Linked DNA regions of Homo sapiens: region 2 is linked to region 1. Evidence: chromatin contacts called from ENCODE POLR2A ChIA-PET data. All regions are on one chromosome and are shown on one strand. Each heading gives the region's core, a stretch centred on a gene start or an enhancer-like site at or near the end of the contact. The rest is flanking DNA. Distances are from core to core; before and after follow the strand shown.

Region 1 (6,851 bases), core at 2,052-4,551:
AAAGAATGAGTTCATGTCCTTTGCAGGGACATGGATGAAGCTGGAAACCATCATGCTCAGCAAACTAACACAGGAACAGACACCAAACACCGCATGTTCTCTTTCATAAGTGGGAGTTGAACAATGAGAATCCATGGACACAGGGAGGGGAACATCACACATCAGGGTCTGTCGGGAGGTTGGGGGCAAGGGGAGGGAGAGCATTAGGACAAATACCTAATGCATGTGGGGCTTAAAACCTAGATGACAGGTTGATAGGTGTAGCAAACCACCATGGCACATGTATACCTATGTAACAAACCTGCAGGTTCTGCACATGTATCCCAGAACTTAAAGTAATATTTTAAAAAAAAAATTAAAAAAATAAAATGTCACACAGCTAAGAAATATAACCATTGGCTTTAAAATGTCACATAGCTAAGAAATAGTAAGAAATATAACTAGTTAGGTAGTTAATGACTATCTAACTTCCATAATCACTGTCCCAATCACAGGTCAGTTTAAAATGCTTGTATTATCTTGATGTACTAGTTCATTATACTTTAATATATTATACTTTAATTGTCTCCTGAGCCACTTTCCACAGCTCTGTGACCGTTCATCAGCCAAATAATAGCTGCGGGCTGACTAGATATTCTCTTTACCTGGGAACTGGCTCACAGAAAACCACAGGGAAAAGTTACTATTAAGAACCTAAGACGAATATGAAAACAATAAATTGTAAAAATAAAGGTAATTATATTTGAACTTAAAAAACTTAAAGTTGACTTAAAAACATCTACTACCGCCCTTTCATTTTAAAGAGAGAGAAACAAAGAATCAGCAAGGTCAAGTAATACGTCCAAGGAAACACAGACAGCGAGTGGCAGGTCTCCTATTTCCAGACAGTACTTTCAGCCACCCACATGGAACGACAGTTGTACACAAATGCATATTAACAGTTAAGAGCAAGTGTGCAATTACATCATCCATTCAGTATCACTTTGTTCTTCAAGATGATCACTTCTAAGAGCACACAGAATCTTATAATTTTCAAGGTGGAAGGGGGATCCTTTAATGGCCCCTCACCATCCAGATGGAGAAACTAATATCCAGAGAGGTAATACTGTTCCACTCCTTCCTTCCGCAAACCTTCACTGGGCTCCTACATTAAGGCAGGTGTTGGCGATACAAAGATAAACAAGAATCACAGTTCTTAAGGAGCTTACGTGGAAGCAGGAGGAAACAGAAGTGCAATAGAACCAGATGGTTATTATGAGAGAGATATTAACTAAGTGGGGCAGAAAGCAGGAACTAATCGATTTCACTTTGTTATAACACTGAACACCATGCATGAAGGGAGATAGCTATTTACACTATTTAATGCTTGGCTACAGTGTTCTATATTAAAAGACATGAAACAGATTTTTAAAGTTCAGTTTCATCAAAAGGGGTAGAGAACTACCATTTTCTCGAGTGTCAGGCACTGTGCCTGGCATTTTATATGCATTATTTAATCCTCAAAAGAACTCTGAGAGGTAAGCATGATTATTACCCCCATTTCTTTTCTTTTCTTTTTTTTTTTTTTTGAGACGGAGTCTCGCTGTGTTGCCCAGGCTGGAGTGCAGTGGCGCGATCTCGGCTCACTGTAACCTCCGCCTCTCGGGTTCACGTCATTCTCCTGCCTCAGCCTCCCGAGTAGCTGGGACTACAGGCGCGCACCACCACGCCCGGCTAATTTTTTTGTATTTTTAGTAGAGACGGGGTTTCACTGTGTTAGCCAGGATGGTCTCGATCTCCTGACCTCGTGATCTGCCCGCCTCGGCCTCCCAAAGTGCTGGGATTACAGGCGTGAGCCACCGCGCCCGGCCCGCCATTTCTTAAAGAAGGAAAACAGCTGAGAGAAGTTCGTCCAGTCAGGATGCACCAGAGCCATAATTTGAATACAGGTTTGCCTGGCTCCAAAATCACATTCCTTTCTTTCTGTTTAACTCTCTCTGCCCAGGATTTTCTTCATTTGTTTAAATCACCCTCCATCTTATTTCTCTTCGGTCTACACTAAGCAATACATCCTGCAATGAATTATTCTAGTCTTATTACTTCCTAAAATCAGGAGCCATAGATTAAAAACCTTAACAAAGGAAAGGCAAGAAAAGGTTCTTGCAATATTTCCACTATTTAAGAAACTCACTCATAAAACCTGAAATACAGACGTAGTGAACTTCTGTAATCATATCTTGCTTAACGGATGCTTAGCTTTTCTACGTTTAGATCACACCATAGCTGCTCCACAAACGTGTTTTTCTTCAAGGTATTGAGAGAACTGACTCTAAAACTTTCCCAAGCACTTGAAACATGTAGGACTACGCGATTTCTTTTGTTGTTTCCATTCCTGTCCAAAACCTCTTGAAAAACAGCAGGCTGAAAAAAGCTGTGCTCTAAGGAGCTAGTGAGGAACTCTGGATGCAAACGATTAGCCCCGAAGCCAGGGAAGTTGGCCGCCTAGCCTGCTACAACACACACCTTTCATCTCCGGCGAAAGGAAAGGTTTTCAAATGCTGCGGTGGGTAGGGGACAGGGATGGAGGAAGAGGCGGCGGGCAGGAGGTGGAAGATAAGTCCCAACCCCTAGAATGAACCCCAGAGTCTCTATATCCCGTAAATGGGCAACAAAATGGGAAGCTTGGCTGCCACCAGGACAGGAAAGCCCTGCTGGACAAGAGTGGCATCTTTTACTGAAAAAGTTGTGTGGAAGTATACGCTAAGCCAGCCTCGTAGTCTCCAGCGATGCAGGTCGTGGAACAACAAAGAAAACCCACCCAAGTAGCCCTTTCTCTGCATTTAAATGAGCAAATCTGGACATTTAAACTGAAACCTCACTCCAAGCCCCCAGGAGAAAAAAACCCACCTCCCCTCGCAACCAGGTTTTCCGGCGGCCGTCGCCTGGCGGCTTCCTGGGCACCGCGATGTGGAGTCCGGGCCAGCTCCCGCCCCGCCCCTCTGCAGCCCGGGCTTACCTCTCTGCGCGCCGCCCGCCGCGCCCGCTAGACCGCAGCGCCCCGCGACCAGCTGGACCAAGAGCAGCAGGCGGAGCGCGCGGGGCCCTGACCCCCGCGCCGCCATCGCCCCGCGCCCGCGCGGGACCGCGGGCAGCCGCCTCTCGACCGCCGCGCGGGGAACGCGAACTCTTGGGGAATGGAGCACTGAGTGTGAGTCGTGAGACAAAACGAGGGCAGACGCAGCAGAGGGGCCGCTCCGCGCCACAGCTCCCGCCGGGACAGCAGCCTCAGCCTAGCAGCTTCTGGCGGGCTCGGGACGCATGTGGAAGCTCCCGGCGCCTAGCCCCGCCCCTATTTCCCTCTGGCCCCGCCCAATCCTCGCCTTGTTCCTTTTGGCCCAGTCCGGTCTATTCATAGCCCCGCCTCCGATCCCCACCAACCCTTTCCCCACCCCGCCCCGCCTCTGGTCCAACCCTGTCTGCTCCTAGCTCCTCTTTTTCCACGCCTGGCCCAGCCCCATCGCCCTGGCCCCCGCCTCCAGGCCTTCCTTTGGGCAGGTGCGACCCTGGAGCAGAGTTCCAGGAAGGCAAAGACTTGAGGCTGGCATCGCAGGCGCGTCCTTCTCTAACCACCGGATGTCCTTGGCCTAGTCACTGCACACCTTAAGATAACAGCTATTCATTGATGTCTGCTCTGTGCTCAGCACCAAAAGGGGAAGCAGAGGGACAGATTGCTCCCAGCTGATAGAAAATGTAAATAAAGTAATTCCGAGTTGTGATCAGAAAGAAACAAGCTGGAGGCTGGGGCAGAATCACAGTGGTGGGGGACTTGCTCCAGGCTGCAGCGCTCTCCATGGGCCCCGCTGCCCACTCAAGTCTTTCTCACCAGGAAGTACCAGTCGCAGCTTGACTGCCTCCTGGGGCTGTCGTGTCAGCCAAGGGGTCCCCACCAGGAGACCTGTGTTGTGGACCAGCGAGACAACCCTGGGCAAGTCACTTTCCTCTCTGGGCCTGTTTCCTCGTCTGGAAGCGAGGAACCGAGGCAGATAAACTAGAGGACTCGGGAAGGTACAGCTCTGACACTCACTCAAGCCATCCCCGGAAATGATATGCAGTCGCCTCAAACGTGGGCATCGCCCTCCGTGTTGTCATCAATTAACATTTGTAAATATTAGTGACTATCTGCTACAGACACTTAGCACCTCTGGTGGAGATTGGTGCCGACTGCTGGAAACCCGTCTCAAATCCCTCCAGACCCTATATTTCATCCTCTCTGTCCATAATTAGAAAGCTTCATTTGGCTGAAGGGATTCAGGCGAATTATCTTTAAACTTCAGTGGCAGAGGGAGCCGCTGACTCTTCACAGAACGCTTTATGGAGGTGACACCTCTAAGACTCATTGTGAGCAAAAATTTCACTCCACCCTCCAGACTAGTAAATCTGTGAAAAACTAAACCTGGTTGCAAAGAATCTAAACAGCAAAATTCAGTGAAGATGCTCTTCTTAGGTCCAAATACAGCTGGAAAAATGTAAATTACATCCAATGGAGCCAATCTGTTTAAACAGGACTTAAACAAAGGGGCCACAGAAAAGGGATGCACAAGATGTTAACCAGATTAGTAATTAATTGCACTTCTGCACAGAAATGAAAGACAGTACCTATCATCCTTTCACTGCAAATTTACATTTTACTCTGAAGAATTTATGGGACTTACAGGCACTTATGCAATTCATCCTAACAGTGTTTGGATGACTTTAAAATGTTATTCTGCTTTTACAGCTAACTGATTTGAAACAGAGGAGTTGAATAACTGCTGAAGGTCACAGTACCTGTCAGTGGCAAAACTAGAATGAAATGGTTGTCAGTGCAGCCACTGCAAGTATAATTGGAACTCCTAGATGTTATATCAATAATCATGAGAATGATGGTTATTTACATAATCTATGAAAAACACTATTAATTGTTGCTATTAAGTGAAAGGCAAAGCGTGACATTTGTTGGGCATTTTAAAATCCAAACAAATAATCAGAATATAATGTCTACATCTTACATGGTTTTTCCAGGGGGATACGCCAATTACTCATGGTTGCTGGATATGGTGCTACACCTGACTCTGATAACAGGCATCTTCACACTGCTAGGAGACATTAGCTGACCAAATGACAATGAAAATTGCTGCTGTTGCTGCAGCCACCACCTACAAAGTTCCCCTAAAGTGGCATCTATCTACCAACTTTCTGAGACTTAGCCAAAGGGACTATTACACAGTTCTTGCATCCCAGACACCACCTTTTCCTCTGAAGATTGTGGAATTTTTATTACACTTTCCTGTCTTCATTTATCCTTCCTTCTCCCCTCTTCTGAATATCCAAACCCACGCTTTCTTCAAGGCTCATTTCAAATGCCACCTGCCTTCTCTTTATCTATTTCTCCATAATTATGTTCTCTACTAGATAGTGGATTTCTCAGCCTAGAGGCTATGTCTTTTTTTTTTTTTTTTTTTTTTTTTTTTCCTAGTAGAGACAGGGCTTTACTCTTGCCCAGGCTGGAGTGTGTAGCAGTGTGATGATAGCTCACTGTGGCCTCAACCTCCAGGGCTCAAACTCAAGCGATCCTCCCTCCCCTGCCTATCAAGTAGCTGGGATTACAGGGGTGCACCCCTACAACCAGCTAATTTTTTTAGTTTTGATTTTTTTGTTTGTTTCTTTCTTTTTTTTTTTTTTTTGGTAGAGACAAGGTCTAACTATGCTGTCTAGGCTTGTCTCAAACTCCTGGGCTCAAGAGATCCTCCCACCTCGGCCTCCCAGAATGCTGGGATTAGGAGTGTGAACCACCATACCCAGCGGGGCTATGTCTTGTTCACCTTTATAATACCTACTTGCCAGTCAGTACCTTGCCATAGAAAGTAGAATTTAACAATTATCTTAACACTGCTAAGTAATGGGGACTGTAAGAATTTAAACACGTTTTAATATGCTAGTTCATTTAGTATCAATATTACAGGAGTGGTACTTTTATTATCCTTGTTTTGGCCAACACCTTCTCAGTTCTCTTGGCAGGTTCCTCCTCTTCTACCCAGGCTTTGCATGTTGGAAATTCCAGAGGCTCAAATCTGGGACCTATTCTGTCTCTGTAAACTTCCCCCCTCAGTGATCTTATTCACTTCCCTGGCTGTAAATACCATCCATATATTGATGATGACCAGATTCATACTCAGATAGGTGCTGATCTCACCTCTGAGCTCCAGTGTATTTGACTATGTACTTTACATCATAATCACTTAGTTATGTCACTTAAGATGTTCCAAACCATGTTATCCTCTTAGCCTTCCCATCTCAATCAATGATACCACCATCTGACTAATTACTCAAGCTAGAAAACTGGAAGTCATCCTGAGTTCCTCCCTCTGCTTCACCCACCGAGTCTAATTCAACTCTAAGTGCTATTTACCTGGAATTTATTTATTTATTTATTTATTTTTATGTATTTATTTTTAAGAAGGAGTTTCACTCTTGTTGCCCAGGCTGGAGTGCAATGGTGCGATGTCAACTCACTGCAACCTCTGCCTCCCAGGTTCAAGTGATTCTCCTGCCTCAGCCTCCCAAGTAGCTGAGATTACAAGCATGCGCCACCAGGCCCAGCTAATTTTGTATTTTTAGTAGAGATAGTGTTTCACCATGTTGGTCAGGCTGGTCTCGAACTCCAGGTGATCCACCTGCCTCAGCATCCCAAGGTGCTGGGATTACAGGTGTGAGCCACCGTGCCTGGCCAGCCTTGAATTTATTTTGAATCCATCTCTTGTATCTCCTTTCCACTCCTAGTTTATTCAAATGCATCTCTATCTTAGACTCCTGCCCCAGCCTCTCACTGGGTC
Region 2 (6,838 bases), core at 2,994-5,493, 55 kb before region 1:
GGTGTTCATGTTTGTGTGCGTCCTGGGCACTGTGGGGCTCTTCCTACCGCCCCTCTTCCAGACCCATGCAGCTTCTGAGGGGCCCTACGCTGCCCAGCGTGACTGAGGGCCCCCTGGGTTGTGGGGTGAGAGGATGTGAGTGGCCGGGTGGGCACTTTGCTGCTTCTTTCTGGGTTGTGGCTGATGAGGCCCTAAGTAAATATGTGAGCATTGGCCATCAACCCCATCAAACCAGCCACAGCCGTGGAACAGGCAAGGATGGGGGCCTGGGCTGTCCTCTCTGAATGCCTTGGAGGGATCCCAGGAAGCCCCAGTAGGAGGGAGCTTCAGACAGTTCAATTCTGGCCTGTCTTCCTTCCCTGCACCGGGCAATGGGGATAAAGATGACTTCGTAGCAGCACCTACTATGCTTCAGGCATGGTGCCGGCCTGCCTCTCCATCACCATCTCTCTCCACTTCCCCTTGTCCAGTTCCTCACACACTTCTAGATTCTTCCCAGCTCAGAGGCTTGGCATTTGCCATATCATCATCTTTTTTTTTTTCTTTTAAACGGAGTCTTGCTATATCGCCCAGGCTCAAGTGATTCTCCTGCCTCAACCTCCCAAGTAGCTGGGATTACAGAAAGCCGCCACCGTGCCCAGCTAATTTTTGTATTTTTGTTGGCCAGGCTGATTTCGAACTCCTGACCTCAAATGACCCACCTGCCTCGGCCTCCCAAAGTGCTAGGATTACAAGTGTGAGCCACTATGCCTGGCCTTCCCTATCTTCTACCTGAACCTTCTTCCTCTTCCCCCAGGGCTTCCCAAGCTCTTTCCACAGCCACATCAGTCAGGGCATGGCTCCAATCCATTCTTTGCTCCAATGTCACCTCCTCTGAGAGGCCTTCCCTAACCACCCAATCATTCTAAAGCAGCCTCCCTACAGTCACGTTACCCTGCCTCCTTCCTCGAGCACTCCTGTGTACCTGTCGCTCTTATCTGGTGGCATGTATGTCATCCACAGCTCACCCACTAGAGTGTGAGCTCCATGAGAACAGGGACCTGCTCCTTCACATTCGTGGTAGTATCCCCAGGGCCTAGGACAGAGCTTGGCACACAGTAGGTGCTCAATAAATGTTTGTTGAATGAATGAATGGCTCCTACCCCTCCTTCAAGTCCAGATGCCCCTCCTCTGAGCAGCCATCCCTAGTTCCCCCATCTGAAAGGCATGACCTGCTCCTCCATGACTGCGGTGCTGGTCACTTTCCACTTCTCTCTCATGGCTGGGTTCAGGTCTGTCTCCCACACGGATGCTCTGATTCACTCCTCGCACATACTGCCTTTTGCACAGTGCCTGGCATGTAGTAGGCACTCAAAATATTTGTGGAATGGAGGAGGATGTTCTAAAAAATTCTGTTTTAAAAATTATTATACAATAAAATTGACTTTTAAATATATAGTTCTAGGAATTTTAACACATGTATAGATTGGTATAACCACCATCACAATCAGGACCCAGGAAAGATCTGTCACGCAAAACAACTCCGTCCTGCTATTCCTTTAGAGTCCTGACTCCCTGCACTCCTAGCCCCTGGCAACCACATATCTTTTCTCCTTCACTACAGTCGGGTCTTTTCAAGAATGCCATTTAAATGGAATCATACAGTAGTGACCTTTGGAGACTGGCTTCTTTAATTCAGCATAGTGCCTTCGAGATTCAATCAAGTTGGGTTTTTTTCGTATTGCTGAGGAGTGTTCAGTGGTATGATGTTGACGCACATTTAGGCTGTTTCCAGTTTTTGGCAATTATGAATAGAGCTAATATAAAGATTCACATATAGGATTGTGTATGAATAAAAGTTTTCATTTATTTAAACACTCAGGAGGGTGATTGCTAGGTTATATGGTAAGTGTATATTTAACTTTATATGAAACTGTTGAGGCCGGGCATGGTGGCTCACACCTGTAACCCCAACACTTTGGGAGGCCAAGGCGGCAGATCACCTAAGGTCAGGAGTTCAAGACCAGCTTGGCCAATATGGTAAAACCCTGTCTCTACTAAAAATACAAAAATTAGCCAGGTGTGGTAGTGTGTACCTGTAATCCCAGCTACTCGGGAGGTTGAGGCAGGAGAATTGCTTGAACCTGGGAGGCAGAGGTTGCAGTGAGCCGAGATCGTGCCACTGCACTCCAGCCTGGGTGACAGAGCGAGACTCTGTCAAAAAAAAAAAAGAACAAAAGAAAGAGAAAGAAACTGTCAAACTGTTTTCTGGAGTGGCTATACCATTTTGCAATCCCACCAAAGTATGAGAGATCCAGTTGTTCAGCAACTGGATTCCACCCTGGTTTTAATTTGCGTGTCCCTGATGGCTAGTGATTTGAACATCTTCCACGTGCTTTTTTTTTTTTTTTTGTCTTCTGTATACCTCTTTGGTGAAGAGTCTGTTTAACTCTTTTGCTCATTTAAAAAATTGTTCGTTTTCTTACCATTGAGACTTTCTTTAGAAAACAACTTTATTGAGGTATAATTTACATACCATAAAATCCACCCATTTGAAGTACAATTCAAAGAGTTGTCGTAAGCTTACCACCAGAATCCAGTTTTAGAACATCTGCATCACCCCAGTAAGACCCCTCATATGCATCTACACTTAGTGTTGAGTTTTGAGAGTTCCTTATACATTCTGGATACAAGTCCTTTGTTGGATATATAACTTACAGTATTGTCCCAATGGGGGACATTTGCCAAGAGTTGAGAATGCTGTAATTGGAGGCCTGAGAGGTGGGTCCCAATTCTTACATTTTCCATTCCACAAACTGTCTCCTTTTGTTTGGTTTTAATATGGGTAAACAGCACATTCTGGAAATGATAAAGGTGACTCTCCATTTGCTGAATGCCAGGAGGAGAGTTTATGACAGAACTTCCTCCTGCAATAAAAGGATGTCAAAGAAGCCAACATCAAGGTGCCCCCCATCCCTGGTGGGTGGTCAGAGAGGGCAGGAGGCTCCAGGGCACCCTGCCTGGCCAATCAGTGCACATTCTTGGGGTTGCAGATGGTGGCGGGGAAGGGGACAGGTTCTGCAGGGGACTAGGGTGGGAACCCCATTGCCCTCTCAGATTGCTCCATCAGAAGAGCAGATGAGGCTGCACACAGTGGCTCACGCCTGTAATCCCAGCACTTTGGGATGGGAGGTGAACTACCGTCACAGCTGTAGTTCATTTGCTTGATACACCGCTTCCTTTCAACCCCCACATCCTCACCACCTGTTTCTTTGATCACCAATAAATAGCGTGGGCTCCCACAGCTGGGGGCCTTCGTAGCCTCCATACGTTGGCCGCCTGGTCCCGCTTTCTCTCTTGTCTTTTCTCATTCTTTTGACTCCGCCTGACTTTGTCACCCCCATGGCCTGGGGTTGGGTCTGATCACCCCAAAAAATTTTTCATTAAGGAACAATCCAAACGTATTCCAAAGTTAAGAGAACAGTATAACAAACCTCCAGGTACCATCATCCTGCCTCGACAATTATCAACTCATAGCCAATATTGTTTCAACTAACTTCCACCCACCCCTAAGCTATAAGGACTTAAAAAAAAAATACCAGTACTATATCTAAGTTTTTTTGTTTTGTTTTGTTTTGTTTTGAGATGAAGTCTCACTCTGTCACCCAGGCTGGAGTGCAGTGGCGCAATCTCGGCTCACTGCAGGCTCTGCCTCCCGGGTTCACGCCATTCTCCTGCCTCAGCCTCCCGAGTAGCTGGGACTACAGGTGCCTGCCACCACGCCGGGCTAATTTGTAGAGTATTTTTAGTAGAGACGAGGTTTCACCATGTTAGCCAGGATGGTCTCTGACCTCGTGATCCGCCCGCCTTGGCCTCCCAAAGTGCTGGCTGGGATTACAGGCGTGAGCCACTGCTCCCGGCTAAAATATTTAACAATTATTTAATAGCATGAGATACACAAGGCGTCCTTCCCAGGGTGTGTTAGCGTCTCTCCTACGGCGCCCGCCTAGCCCGGTGGTCCCAACCCCCTGCGGGAGCTGCACACGCCCCGGAAACCTGGGACAGAAACTGAGTCCCTCTCCTTCCTGGTGGTGGTGACAGCACCTGCTCAGATCTGGTCGGACGCCGCCGGCCGGAGCACCCAGCCCGGCGGAGAAGGAGCTCGCCCGGCGCTGGGGACTGGGACCTGGAGCCCCTTCCCCTACCGCACGTACGCCCCGCCCCGCGCACGCCCGCCCGCCCGCCCGCGCCTGGCGCAGCTTCACTCCGGATGGTTCCTGTCCTCCCGCGGGTCCGAGGGCGCTGGAAACCCAGCGGCGGCGAAGCGGAGAGGAGCCCCGCGCGTCTCCGCCCGCACGGCTCCAGGTCTGGGGTCTGCGCTGGAGCCGCGCGGGGAGAGGCCGTCTCTGCGACCGCCGCGCCCGCTCCCGACCGTCCGGGTCCGCGGCCAGCCCGGCCACCAGCCATGGGCTCTGGCCCGCTCTCGCTGCCCCTGGCGCTGTCGCCGCCGCGGCTGCTGCTGCTGCTGCTGCTGTCTCTGCTGCCAGGTACGCGCACAGGCGTTAGGGCTCCGGAGGGACGGGCGCCCGAGAAGGGGCGCGGGGTCCGGAGGGGCTGCCGGCGAGAACACCGCGCGGGCGAGCGGAGAGGGCTGGCGCCGTCGCCGGGGACTCGGAACCCGCGCAGACTGGCTCCAGCCCGGCGGCGACTTGGGTGGGGTGGCTTTTTCCCTTTCGGCTCACCTCCCACCCCTAGCCACCACCAAACCTGGGAGTCACTGAGCGGGCGCTGGTACGCGCCGGGTGATGGGGAGGTCGAGACCGGGTCCTTCGTCTTGGGCGCAGGAGTTGGGGATTCGCGTCCCCGCGCTGCCCGTCGCCCTGCCCCGCGCACTGGCTCCCAAACTGGCGCGCCCAAGCCTCCCGCTCCACCGTCTGCATCCCGCCCACCTCCTCATTTGACGGAGATGGCTGAAGACTTGGCCAAGGCCACCTCGGGAAGAGGGGAGTCGCTTCGGGACTGGGGCTGGAGCTGGAGCGCCAGCCTCTCCTCCGGTTGTAGCCTCCTAGCGCTCCTGGCTGCGTCGCTGAGGGACCCTCCACCGGGAGAGCGCCTCCTGTCTTCCTCCCGCTCTCCAGAGGAGCCTGCTGGGGGAAGCCGGCCCTGGCCCGCCGCTGGGAGGCTCTTGGGTGCCTGGGAGGGCTGGTGGGTAGCGAGAGTCGGGGACCGGGCAAGGCTGCAGGGAATTCCTGGAGGGCCCAGGCCGGCGGTCTGTCGTGCGGCTGTGAGCTCAGAGCGCTTTCCGCCCTCGGTGCCGAGGCCTGCACTACTCAGAACGCCATACGCTCTCAACCGACCTCCTGCCTGGGACCCTTCTTTCATCCTGGGGAAGGAGAGTGGGGAGCAGGAAAAATCCTATTTCAAGACCTGAGGAAGTTGGATTCAACTTCCTAGAGGATTCTCCTCCCGCTTCCCCAAGCTGCCCCCAGATCTGTACGTGGGAATCAGAAGACAGCTGACCCGGTATGCCTCACTTGTGCTGGGGTGTGGCTTAGGAACAAAGAGGGGTGCCCAAGGGTTGCAGAGGTCAGAGTCTTTCATCAGGATATGAAGACAGCATCAGCAAGAGCTGGGGGTCACACGAGATCACGGGAGTCACACAGTGCCTTGGCTTCTAAGAGGGCTGGTGGCCACCCCTACAGGGTGGAATGCAGGAGAGGCCCAGACCTGGGCTGTGTTCTCCCGGAGGCTGGGAGGTAGAAGACCTGGGCCTGGGCGACCGTGGTTGGCCCTGCCCCTGGGAGCGGACTGGCCATCTTTCCATCGTGGAAGCAGTGAGTGGCTGTACCCAGGCAGACAGCATTTGCCCCACACCCCCACCCGGCAGAAACAACCCAGGAAAAGATTGCGAATAGTTCTTGACCTCTTACCGCAGCACCAAGCTGTGCACTTCCTTCACAACAACCCTTTGAGGTGGATACGTTTATAATCCTTATTTTGACTGGTAAAGACACAGGTTCAGAGAGGTTAAGCCACTTGCCTAAGCTCACACAGCTTACAAGTGATTTGTCAGGATTTGCACCAGATCTGTCCAACTCCAGAGCCCAGGCTTGCAACCACTGTGCTTCTCACTGAATGCGTGTGGCCAGGTAGAATCCTGCCCCTCTTGGGCCTCAGTTTCCCATTTTGTAACCCACTGGGTTAGACTGGCCTGAAAGTCTAGGGTTCCACAGAATCCCCCCACAGGTGGAGGGGATGCTGTAGATGGGTGATGTTTCTGCTGGGCTGGGTGGGGGAGGTTAAGTAACGATTTCCCCAGGGACTGACAGGGCTGCTTCCCACAGTGGCCAGGGCCTCAGAGGCTGAGCACCGTCTATTTGAGCGGCTGTTTGAAGATTACAATGAGATCATCCGGCCTGTAGCCAACGTGTCTGACCCAGTCATCATCCATTTCGAGGTGTCCATGTCTCAGCTGGTGAAGGTGGTGAGTGCTGGAAGCCACGAGCCGTGGCCATGGGGACCGGGGCTTCTGGAGGAGCCTTTCCCAGAATTAGTCTTGTTTTGTAATTCTCCTGTCAACTTTAATTCCTCTTTCTAGGATGAAGTAAACCAGATCATGGAGACCAACCTGTGGCTCAAGCAAGTAAGTGACCAGACCCTAGGCACTGCTGCCCCCTGGTGGTGACTGTTTTATTTGCTTTAGGTGAACCAAGAAAGGCCTAAAGACCAGGCTTCATTTACTTCTGTGGAACCCAGATTGGGGTCCACTGACTGGCAGATATATCTCTTCTAAGGCTTGAGGTCACATGCACTGCCCTACAGTCCCCCTGGAAGGACTGTAGGGCCCAACCCCTCAAGT

The links. ChIA-PET counts read pairs that join two places held with the same protein, here RNA polymerase II (POLR2A).
Region 2: POLR2A ChIA-PET joins it to region 1 with 15 read pairs in WTC11. The contact joins the promoter of CHRNA3 here to the promoter of CHRNA5 in region 1. POLR2A ChIA-PET finds 5 or more read pairs at or near these places in 5 of 52 experiments (GM12878, HEK293, SK-N-SH and 1 more).

The regions. Positions count from the first base shown.
Region 1 is chr15:78,561,970-78,568,820 of GRCh38, reverse strand. It overlaps CHRNA5 (cholinergic receptor nicotinic alpha 5 subunit), which reads right to left and starts at 3,301. Exons shown (of 6, transcript NM_000745.4): 1 at 2,996-3,301. The coding sequence starts at 3,101. RefSeq lists a silencer at 3,014-3,103 and an enhancer at 3,914-4,103.
Region 2 is chr15:78,618,401-78,625,238 of GRCh38, reverse strand. CHRNA3 (cholinergic receptor nicotinic alpha 3 subunit) reads left to right here and starts at 4,243. Exons shown (of 6, transcript NM_000743.5): 1 at 4,243-4,526; 2 at 6,324-6,463; 3 at 6,578-6,622. The coding sequence starts at 4,445. It overlaps CHRNB4 (cholinergic receptor nicotinic beta 4 subunit), which reads left to right. Exons shown (of 6, transcript NM_000750.5): 6 at 1-1,128. The coding sequence ends at 106.